2 separate regions of the Homo sapiens genome follow, and region 2 is linked to region 1. Evidence: chromatin contacts called from ENCODE Hi-C or POLR2A ChIA-PET data. All regions are on one chromosome and are shown on one strand. The core of a region is the stretch at or near the end of the contact, and the rest is flanking DNA. Distances in the headings are between cores, read along the strand shown. Region 1 has its middle 19 kb from the start of KBTBD8. Region 2 overlaps SUCLG2-DT (SUCLG2 divergent transcript).

Region 1 (4,954 bases), core at 340-2,839:
TTTTTAGAAATGAGATTTAATAGATCCTTTTTCTCCTTTCTTTCCTCTTCCATAAGGATATGCACAATTATATGATTTGGTGAATCAAACACTATAATATTAAGTAAAACGTGGAATATATTTTCTAAATATTTTATATTGGTCTGGTCAACATGAATTATAGTGTTTTCCGTGACCGCAGGTAGATTACTTACCTTTTCTAGCTTTACTTTTTCATGCATAAAACAGGTTAATAATCTACCACGTTATCGAGTTTTTTTGAGGATCAAATAAGCATGTGAAACACTTATCACAGTGCCTTATCACAGCACATAATGAACACTTCCTAAATATTAATTTGTTGAAATTATTAACGACTATTCTGCAGTCTTTTAGATATACTTAACCATTGTAGAACAATATTCCTTAATAGCTAATATAAAGTATATATTAAAGTGTAGCCATTTGGACTCTGATTGTGCTCATAAGCCATGCATGAAAACAATTTTTACAGTTTTACAGTCACACAGTTCTCACTTTCATTTCTGGACTGTGCATTTCTAAAGGACTGAAATTAAACCAATGGTATTTAAAATAATTTAAACAAGGCTTGTAACCTCTGTCTGCAAAATAAAAATAATGCTTTTTGGCTTGTCTATTTTTACAAACTGACAAGGGCCTGTCCTTAGAGTTTATCTTGTTCTCTGTTCCCATTCAGAGATAAGGACCTGTCCTAGTCAGTTCAGGCTGCCATAACAAATTGCCATAGGCTGCATGGCTTAAATAACAAACATCTATTTCTCCCAGTCCCGGAGTCTGGAAGTTTAAGATCAAGGTGCTGGCAGATCCTGTGTCTGGTGAGGGCCCTCTTCTCATCGCATCCTCTCATGGTGAAGAGCAGAGAAAGAGAAAGATAAAGCAAGCTCTCTAGTGTCTTTTTATAAAGGTACTAATCCCAGATCCCTCATGACCTAACCACCCGCAACGGCCCTACCTCCTAATACCATCACATTGGGGGTTAGGATTCCAGCACATGAATTTGGCGGAATTGGCAGAAACATTCAGTTCACAGCAGGATTTAACAGAGTTGCGGTCACATAGTTCAGTTCTTGAAACACATGCTTGCAAAATCCTTTAAGGATAAGAAGATAAGGTCAAAACATCTTATCCCAACACTTAGATTACGATGTCAAGTAGCCAAAGTTAAGTCTTGAGGAGCAAATGCCAACAGGAACCCACACAACGCAGGGGAGTATTTCCTTGTAATCAGTGAGAACCTGAGATAGTAAGAAATCCATGGTGCTCTCTGACAACTGTTCTTAAAGCTCAAGAGCTTGGTCAAGGTTAGCGATGGAACTTAGGAGTCTGGCATATCCACAGAGCTGGTTTTAGTTGAATTTGAGTTAATGGATGAGTTAGTGCAAAGATAAATTGTAAAATGAGAAGCGAAAGTAGCTAAGAATAAAATTTAAGAAATTCAGCTGAAGGAACAGAAGAAAGGCAACTGAAAAGTTATCAGAGAAGAAGGGAGAATCACAAAGGAGTAGTAATGCATGAGAAAACTTCAGGAATGAGATCCAAAGAGAAGAAATGAAATGCAGAGAGTAAGAGGCTCCTGGTCTAGCCATGTGAAGATCTGAAATGAGAAAGTGGTTTTAGCCAAGTGCAAGAGATGAAAACCAATTGCTGTGAATTAAGGTGCAGGTGGAGGATGTGAGTGGGTGTCAGTGGGTGAGAGTGCAGGTGCTTCCCCAGGAAGCCTGCAGGTGAGGAGATTCTGAGACGTGGAGGTGCTGGAGAAATAATATTTTTTTAAAAATCAGAACATTTAGGCCTTTTCAATAAAAATGGGAAATGAGAAATATCCTTGCAAAAAGTCAAAATCTTTTCCATTTCTAGACTATTCCCGGTTGAGAGTTCTGCAGTATACCCGTTAACCCCAAAAGTTAAAGAGATTAGGGATATGCAAAAACATGCAAAGAGGCAGGACTGATGAAAGACAAACCCCTAGAAATAGGAGCAGAGTGAAAAAAGAGAAAATCCTGACCCAGAGAGAGGTAGACACACTTTCTATAGCCTCTTACATTTCTGAAAAAGAATGAAAATAGTAAGAGTTTTTGCAACTTCTTGCTACTTTGCCCCAGAGCCAAATATGGTTCCCACCCCTGACCCAAAACATCTGGTTTGTGATAAGGGCTCAATTATCCTGTGCTTTCTAAAGTATGTGGTGGGTGTGGTGATGGCAGGAGTCAACAGGCAGAAGAATGGATGAGCTAATCAGAGCATGCATACGTGAAAGTAAAGAGGACAAGGGTCCTCTCACTTGGTGTTTGTGTAGCTGGAGATGACAGGGAGATGACACCTATCACTCAGGGGCCTGCCCCAGTGAGTGGGGAGTTTCATGGATCTCACCTCAAGTTGTACAAGTATATGTCCTGGGGCAATTTTGATTCACAATTTATAAAATCATGGTAGGATTTTATAATTTTATTTTATAACTTTACCCTATAGCTGCAGGCAGAAAAAAGAGGAGAGTAATTTTGATATGTGTATATAGGCTTTTTTTTCACTTTATATGAATTGTTTATTCATATCTTTTCCTCATTTTTCCTTTTTAAAATTTCATTTAAGTTCCGGGATACACGAGGTTTTTATATTCATATATAAATGTGATACACAGCAAAATACTTGCATCAGTATCTGTGTATCCTTCTTGAAGGTTTCTAAGAAATTGGTTATAATTTTCTTTTTAATCTACATTTTACTATTCCAAAAATTAAAATGCTATCCACACTTTACTGGGCACTGACCTGTGTGAGGTTGATTTCCATGGTAGCATGAAAAAATATATCTATCCTGTTTTGCATGACAAAACATATCTATCATACTTACATATATGATAACAACGACCCATGTGAAAAATAATATCTATGAGACACTGACTAATATCTTATTCTTGCATATCACTTTCTAGTTTTTGAAATGCTTTGGTATCTGTTATCTTTTTGGTTCCTACTACCGGTGCTGCAGCCATCTGTCATTGTCCCCCTTTTACTTTTGAAGAAACAAAGAAACAGAAAAGGAGTTGTTAAACTTAGGGATCAAACTTAGCTGTAAATGAAAGCAGACCTGTTAATTTCCTCCCACTCCCTAGTGAGCAGGGACCCAGGAAGATGGCCCGAATGGTTATATTCAAAGGCAGAACGTGGAGGTGCTGGGACTGCAGACCTTCTTGCTGGTCAAGGAGCCAGTTTGGGATGTAAAGTGAGTGAGTTCACTTTTGGAAGAGCTGAGTTTCAAGTGACAGAGGATCACTATGTATAGATTACTGTGCCGAGAAACAGCCAGGATGGGTGTGGAGACAGGAAACTGAATGAAGGTGATAGGTCAGGCGAAGATGTGGAGTTGGCAGTCACCCAAATACCGGTCAGCGCTCAAGGCACTTACAGAGGGAACGAGAAGAGCCCGGGTGAGAGCCAAGCGTCGGAGGGCCCACGTGAGGACTTAAGGAAGGGGAAGAGAGCATTTCAAAGAGCCAAGGACAGAGAGGTCCTGGGAGAAGCAGGAGCATAGCCTTGAGAAAGGAAAGAGGCTGCATGTGAAGGGAAAACTTGGTGTTCAGAATGAAGACGGCTCCTGAAAACTCAGTTCAACCTTTTGTTCATCAAATGTTCACTGTTAAGTGCAGGTTTTAAATTTGGACTCTGAAAAATGGTTTCTTCATATAGAATAGTGATATGAATGATTTCATTCACTGGAACATCTCACCGCCTAACCAGTGACTCAGAGGAACTTTCCTCTGTTAATGAGTGTGGCCTTCCTCTCCGCTCACCCTTCTGCACCTTGACACGGGACACTGCTCCTCTTCTGTGTCTGAGTCTGCTTGGATTTGAAGCTCCCCAAGGGCAAGGACCCTTTATCTCGAGTGTGTACTGAGCGCGGATCATGGTGCTTGACAGACAGGGGTCCCTCAACCAATTCAAGGAACAATGGCATGAATATCCCGCTTCTGCTTTCCGGCGGTTTAGTTTTCCTCTCTGGGACTCTCTGACTCCATATTTCCCGTTGTTTGGAAAGATACATTTGCAGGCTTAGCCGTGATTGGCAAACATTTTTATATGGGGCTTGGCATTTTAACATCTGGAAAAGTTGTGAAATCAATTAGCTGCAGATAAAGATGGACAGATGGAAATATCTGGTGGTTTTCTGCACATCGGCTATGCAAATAATCAGACCATTGCTTATTGTGCTACACTTGGACTCTGTTTTACCAGATTTTAGGAAGAGTATTGTTTTTTGTTTTGGAGCATGAGCACTCAGTCAGGACATAGAAATACCATCTCCTACTGAAAAGGGGACTGGGTGTAAACGTGGAGTATTTATCAGTGTGGAGTTTTCATACACTTTTCCGACAGGCTTATCAAATCTCTCTGGAAAATTTAGGTTTTTGTTTCATTCAAACAATGATGCAGTTGCATTGATTCTATTCTATCATGTATGTATGGTGGAGGAGGGCAAAGAAAGATAAAATTAACAGACTGGAGAAGGGGATGAGAACTAGGCGCTTGAAAGGGAATTGTTAAACTTGCTGGATCAAACTTTGCTTTAGCTTAAATGAAAAGAGACATTTTATCAATTTCCTGTGAGTGGGGACCCAAAAGGATGGCCTGATTGGTTATATTCAAAATAATGAAATTATTTCCCCTCCTACATCTGAGTTACAATATTAAAGCTTTGCAACCTGCTTTGTGCTGCATATATATCCTTTAGATTCCTAGATGGGCTTCCACATGTGATTAAAAATGCTCATTCCCCTCCCTTCCCTCATCTCTGCTAATATATATTGAAGCCACTGTGCCATTGCTTTCTAGCAGCCAGTGCTACTACGGATAAGTTGCAGGTTATTCTGTTTCCCTGACCTTTGTAAATTTCCTCTCTCTTTTTCTTTTTTTCTGGAATCTTATAGAATCTTCTA
Region 2 (4,847 bases), core at 879-3,378, 670 kb after region 1:
ATTGGTCTCAGCTTCTTAGCCCAATCTTCATGGCAGAAGAGCTGTAAATGGGGAAAGCAACTTCCTCCCAAGAAGCAAAATGCAGTTTGATATTTCAAACTGTCATTTCCTTCATATATGTTGATTGCTTGAGTGAAAAACTCAAAACATTGAGCCATAGCTTGAGTTCATCACATGGGAAATAAAACTTAGTTTCTGTCAAAGTCTCACTCACTTTCAAGGCCAGAGGAGTTTTCAAAGAGGATGCTGCAATAAGCCTCACAAGAACATAGGCTTTCTTGTAAACCACTCAATGGGTAAATGTTAGTTTTGCAGACCCAGAGTAGTCCCTTAGTAAACCCAGCCATTTATAATTTCCCCAGGATTTAAAATCTCAAGCTGTGAGAATTCTCAGTTTTCACTTGTGACAGGACAGAATGGAAAGATTCCCTCTATGACTACTGGTTCTATATATTTCATGCCACTCTGGGCTCCAGTTTACATTCTAATTTAACAATTCAGTGTGCAAAATTTCCTTCTTTTAATACCCTACCTATCACTAGGTTGTAGCTTCAAATAGGCCATCATTATCAAAGCTTCTTGGTGAATCCCTTTGAAAATATTGTTAAGCAGTCGCCATTCTATTTTATAAAATGTCAAATGATTGTCCATGGATGCTTACTCTGCCCTTGCAATGACTAATCTGTATAATCTGTAGTCCTATCAATGAGCTGTTTTTCTCCTCCCGGGCCCTGTTGTTGTTCATCCTATTTCCCTCCCTGGCAAATGTGACAGTTGTAGCTGTTGTTATTTTTCTCAAATGAGTTTAAATTGTGAATTACATCAGTTCGTCACAGCCAAAGCAAACCTCTTTTTAATTGCAGATCTCAAATGTCCCCCCTCTAAATTAAAATAAAATGCACAAAATGCTGCCAACTGTTTTTCCGACTCTTCCAAAATGGAGTATATCCAAAATGCTACTGATGGATTGAGCCACATTAAGACATATAAACATTTAAAATCACTTACAACTTTTTTGCTGTTAGGGGAAAATGTTCACATTTTAGTTGTGGGGGTTGCCTGTGAGGATGAATGTGAGTCTGTTGATTGCCATTTGTGTCCCTTTGAAGTAAAAAAGAGTTTTGCCAATTTTCAATAATTCACCATGGAGATTTCTGTGGGTTTGTAGTCAGATATAAGTGGCTGCATTGCCTTTGAGAAAGGACATTGAGGATGTCCATTTTAATAGCTGTGTAACCTTGGGCTTGTCCTTTAACTTCTGTGAACTTCATCATCATCATTCATAGACTTTGAATGGCGATATATGCCTTGCAGAATTTGGGGAATAATTATAAATAATGAATGTAAAGTACTTGACTTGAATAGGTGCTCAACAATGAAGCTGTTATCAAGATCCACAGAGTGACAGCATCCAAATGTCACACGATAAGCAGACCCCTGAGCCTTTTGGGTTTCATGAACCAAAATAATTTCAAATATTTTTGTTTTTAAATTAAATTTAGTTTTTAATATTTGTATGGATTCAGAGGGTACCCGAGCAGTTTTGTTATGTGGGTATATTTGTTCAGTGGCAAAGTCTGGGCTCTTAGTGTACCCATCACCCAAGCAGTGAACATTGTACCCAATTTCAATTTTTTTTTAATGGAACTGATATAAAGTTGACAAAATTTACTTTTATTTTCTTAAGTGAAGGCAACAAAGAAGCAAAGCCAACTAAATTCTCATCATTCTTGCAAAAGAAAGAAATTTAGCAACAACAACAAAAAGGGAAGGACAAAATCTGAGAAAATAATATAACCCTTTAAATTAAATAAATGTAGATTCATGACAAAAGTTTTAAATTTTTCATTTCAGCATGAACGAAAAAAAATCATCCATATTGTTGAGCTGCTGAATACCCAGGAAAGGCTGGAACCCATTTCTTTGTTCATGTGTTTGTCCAAATCCTGTGTTTCTCTCCATTGACTCTTGTTTTCTGAATGACCAACATATTAGAGCCATATCTTATAAGGGAAATGGGATGATGGTGAGCTTCTTTTTCCCATGGAGGCTAAGTTTAAATTATTTTCTTTCAGACGCACCCTGCCAGGCTCTGTTGCTTTCTGATCTATTTTCAGTGGCTCTTCATCTGACCTGAAAACATGCATGGGTGCTTGTTCACTGATGTTCCCATCTGTACAGATCTGCTCATAGTCTCAGATTTAACAAGCCTTATTTTATCACTTTCATTTTCACTTCCTATTTGCAGAATATCACAAGTGAACTCCCTGAAGATTCTATAATCTTTGGTTTTGTTTACTATTTCTTTAGAAATGATGGTGGCCCCAGATATTTGTTTCTCCTCTATGGCTTGAAATGATCCATTTCTTAATTTTTAAGGATGTAAATCCTTCAAAGTTGGACATTTGGTTCAACATATGTATCAAGAGCCAAAGAATGCATTCTGTAACCATATGTGATTGTGTTCCATAAGAAAGGAAGACTGAGGAAGAATGTCATATTGTTATAGAATTAGAATTTGGAATTTAAAGTTAGACTTATAAACAATAGACCAAGACCTTCCGCTTTAGACTGGAAAATTGTCTAAGGAGGAAAAAGACCTGCCAACAGTCACGTAGATATTAGACCAGGGATAGATGATGACGTGATTTGGCTGTGTCCCTACCCAAACTCATCTTGATTTGTAGTACCCATAATCCCCGTATGTCATAGGAGGGGCCAGATGGAGATAATTGCATCATGGGGGCTGTTTTCCCCATCCTGTTCTTGTGATAGTGAGTTAGTTAGCGAGTTAGTTCTCACGAGATCTGATGGTTTTATAAGGGGCTTTTCCCCTTTTGCTTGGCACTTCTTCTTGCTGCTGCCACGTGAAGAAGGACGTGTTTGCTTCCCCTTGATTGTAACATATAGTAAGTTTCCTGAGGCTTCCCCAATCATGCTGAACTGTGAGCCAATTAAACCTCTTTCCTTTATAAATTACCCAGTCTGGGCTATGTCTTTATTACTATGCAGCATGAGAATAGACTAATACAGATGACTATAGAACTATATTGTGAAGGATATTATATTACTGATTGAGCTGTTACAGAATGTTTCCTATTCTATCATTACTTAACTAGTAATGTGCTTAGGGTTTTGGGTTATGACTTATCTATGATGTATGTGTGACTGTCATGAAATTTAAAGACATGAAATGCTTGTAAACTGAAATAATAATTATAGGACACAGTCAAGAAGAGAAATAGCCACAGAGGCATAAATATTCCATTTGTACCCTGAACCCAATTTCTGGTTAGATTTTAAGCATATTCACTCCATGGGGAGATAGTACCCAGAAATGGCTGCTTCAGTGCCAAAAATACTAGAGTTTGAACCCTGGCTCAAAAAATTATTTTTTGTATGAACTTCAACGATTGCTTAACCTCTTTAAGTTTTAGTTTCTAATTTCTAAAATAGCAATGCCAACCTCAGAATTTTTTTTTACAGAAGCTAGTATTGTGATAATAAACAAGTAGAATGTATTCATTCATTGAAGTAAGATTATATCTTGAAGGTTACTGCTCTGAATAATGTTTTCATTAACAAGATATTAACAGAGCTTTTGAAGGTCAAAGTTAGGTGATCATATATGACAAAATTACAGGGAAAATTACGTTAAAATTTGAACAAAATGAAATATGTGGTGAAGCCGTATAGCATGGTTCATGGCATCATGTATAATGATATATGGTAATAATGGTATATGACAGGGATCAGGAATCTACAACCTAAGGGCCCACTACCAGTTTGTGTAAATAAAGTTTTATTGGAACACTGCTATGCCCATTTATTTACATATTGTCTATAAATATGCTGCTTTTGTGCTACAACACTAGAGTTGAATAGTTGTGACAGAGATTATATGGCCCACAAAGTCTAAAGTACTTACAATCTGGACTTTTGCAGAAAATGTTTGACAATTTCTGGTATATAATGATGCTGATACTATGGGTTCTTTTTCTCTCTCACTGAGAAAGCAGCACAGCACCAAGCATCCTTTATATTTCCTTAGCATTGACTGCAGTGCCTTGCTCTGCATTCTGCACATGTTAAGCAATCTACACATTCTATGGTGTGCTTTGCTGTCAATTTCCTATAACTTTAATAAAAATAAATTATTACATAGGATAGTGCTATGGTTTGAATATTTGTCTCCTCCAAAATTCATGTTGAAATTTAATCCCCAATGCGGTATCATTGAGAAGTAAGGACTTTAAGAAGGGATTGGGTCATGAAGGTGTTGCCCTCATGAATGGATTAATGTATTCATGAATTCATAGATTCATGCGTTAATGGATTAATGAATTATTAAGTGAGTGGGAGTGGTGGCTTTATAAGATGAGGAAGAGAGATCTGAGGTAGCACACTCAGCTCCCTCACCATGTGATGCCCTACATTGCCTTGGGACTCTGCAGAGAGTCCCAGCTAGCAAGAAGGCACTCATCAGATGCCGTCCCTTGACTCCAGACTTCTCAGCCTCCATATCTGTAAGAAATAAATTCCTTTCTTTATAAATTACCTAGGTTTAGGTATTCTGTTATAAGCAACAAAACAATGGGTAAGACAGATAGTTAAGGTGGACAAAGTATCTTCCAGCATGGGTGTTGTGAAGAGCTATTTCCATTCCTAAAATCTGGTTCACGAAACACTTATCCTAGCACAGACCTTTTGGGTTTAGTTCAGTGATTCTCAAACTTGAACATACAACAGAATTTCCTGCTGGTCTGGAAAAAACACATAGTTGGGTCCATCCCTAGATATATGATTCAATAGAGGCAGTGTAGGGCCTGAGAATTTGCATTTGTAGC

What was found. Hi-C counts contacts between places; a loop is a spot of excess contacts on that map. ChIA-PET counts read pairs that join two places held with the same protein, here RNA polymerase II (POLR2A). Pooled maps may share reads with other maps.
Region 2: a loop to region 1 is called in a pooled map, with 3 times the contacts of the local background. The contact joins two enhancer-like sites. A Hi-C loop is called at or near these places in 1 of 37 single-sample maps with no recorded cell type and 1 of 50 pooled maps. POLR2A ChIA-PET finds 5 or more read pairs at or near these places in 1 of 52 experiments (OCI-LY7).

The regions. Positions count from the first base shown.
Region 1 is chr3:67,015,187-67,020,140 of GRCh38, forward strand. No RefSeq gene overlaps it. Among named protein-coding and RNA genes, the nearest start is that of KBTBD8, 19 kb to the left of the region's middle. RefSeq lists an enhancer at 3,208-3,257. Within about 2 kb of position 1,590, at least 2 of the 41 ENCODE cell types and tissues checked have a DNase peak (open chromatin) inside an H3K27ac peak, as active enhancers do; they include OCI-LY7, where a contact is called at or near this core.
Region 2 is chr3:67,683,528-67,688,374 of GRCh38, forward strand. The region is part of intron 3 of SUCLG2-DT (SUCLG2 divergent transcript); the gene reads left to right. Among named protein-coding and RNA genes, the nearest start is that of SUCLG2-DT, 31 kb to the left of the region's middle. Within about 2 kb of position 2,129, at least 5 of the 41 ENCODE cell types and tissues checked have a DNase peak (open chromatin) inside an H3K27ac peak, as active enhancers do; they include OCI-LY7, where a contact is called at or near this core.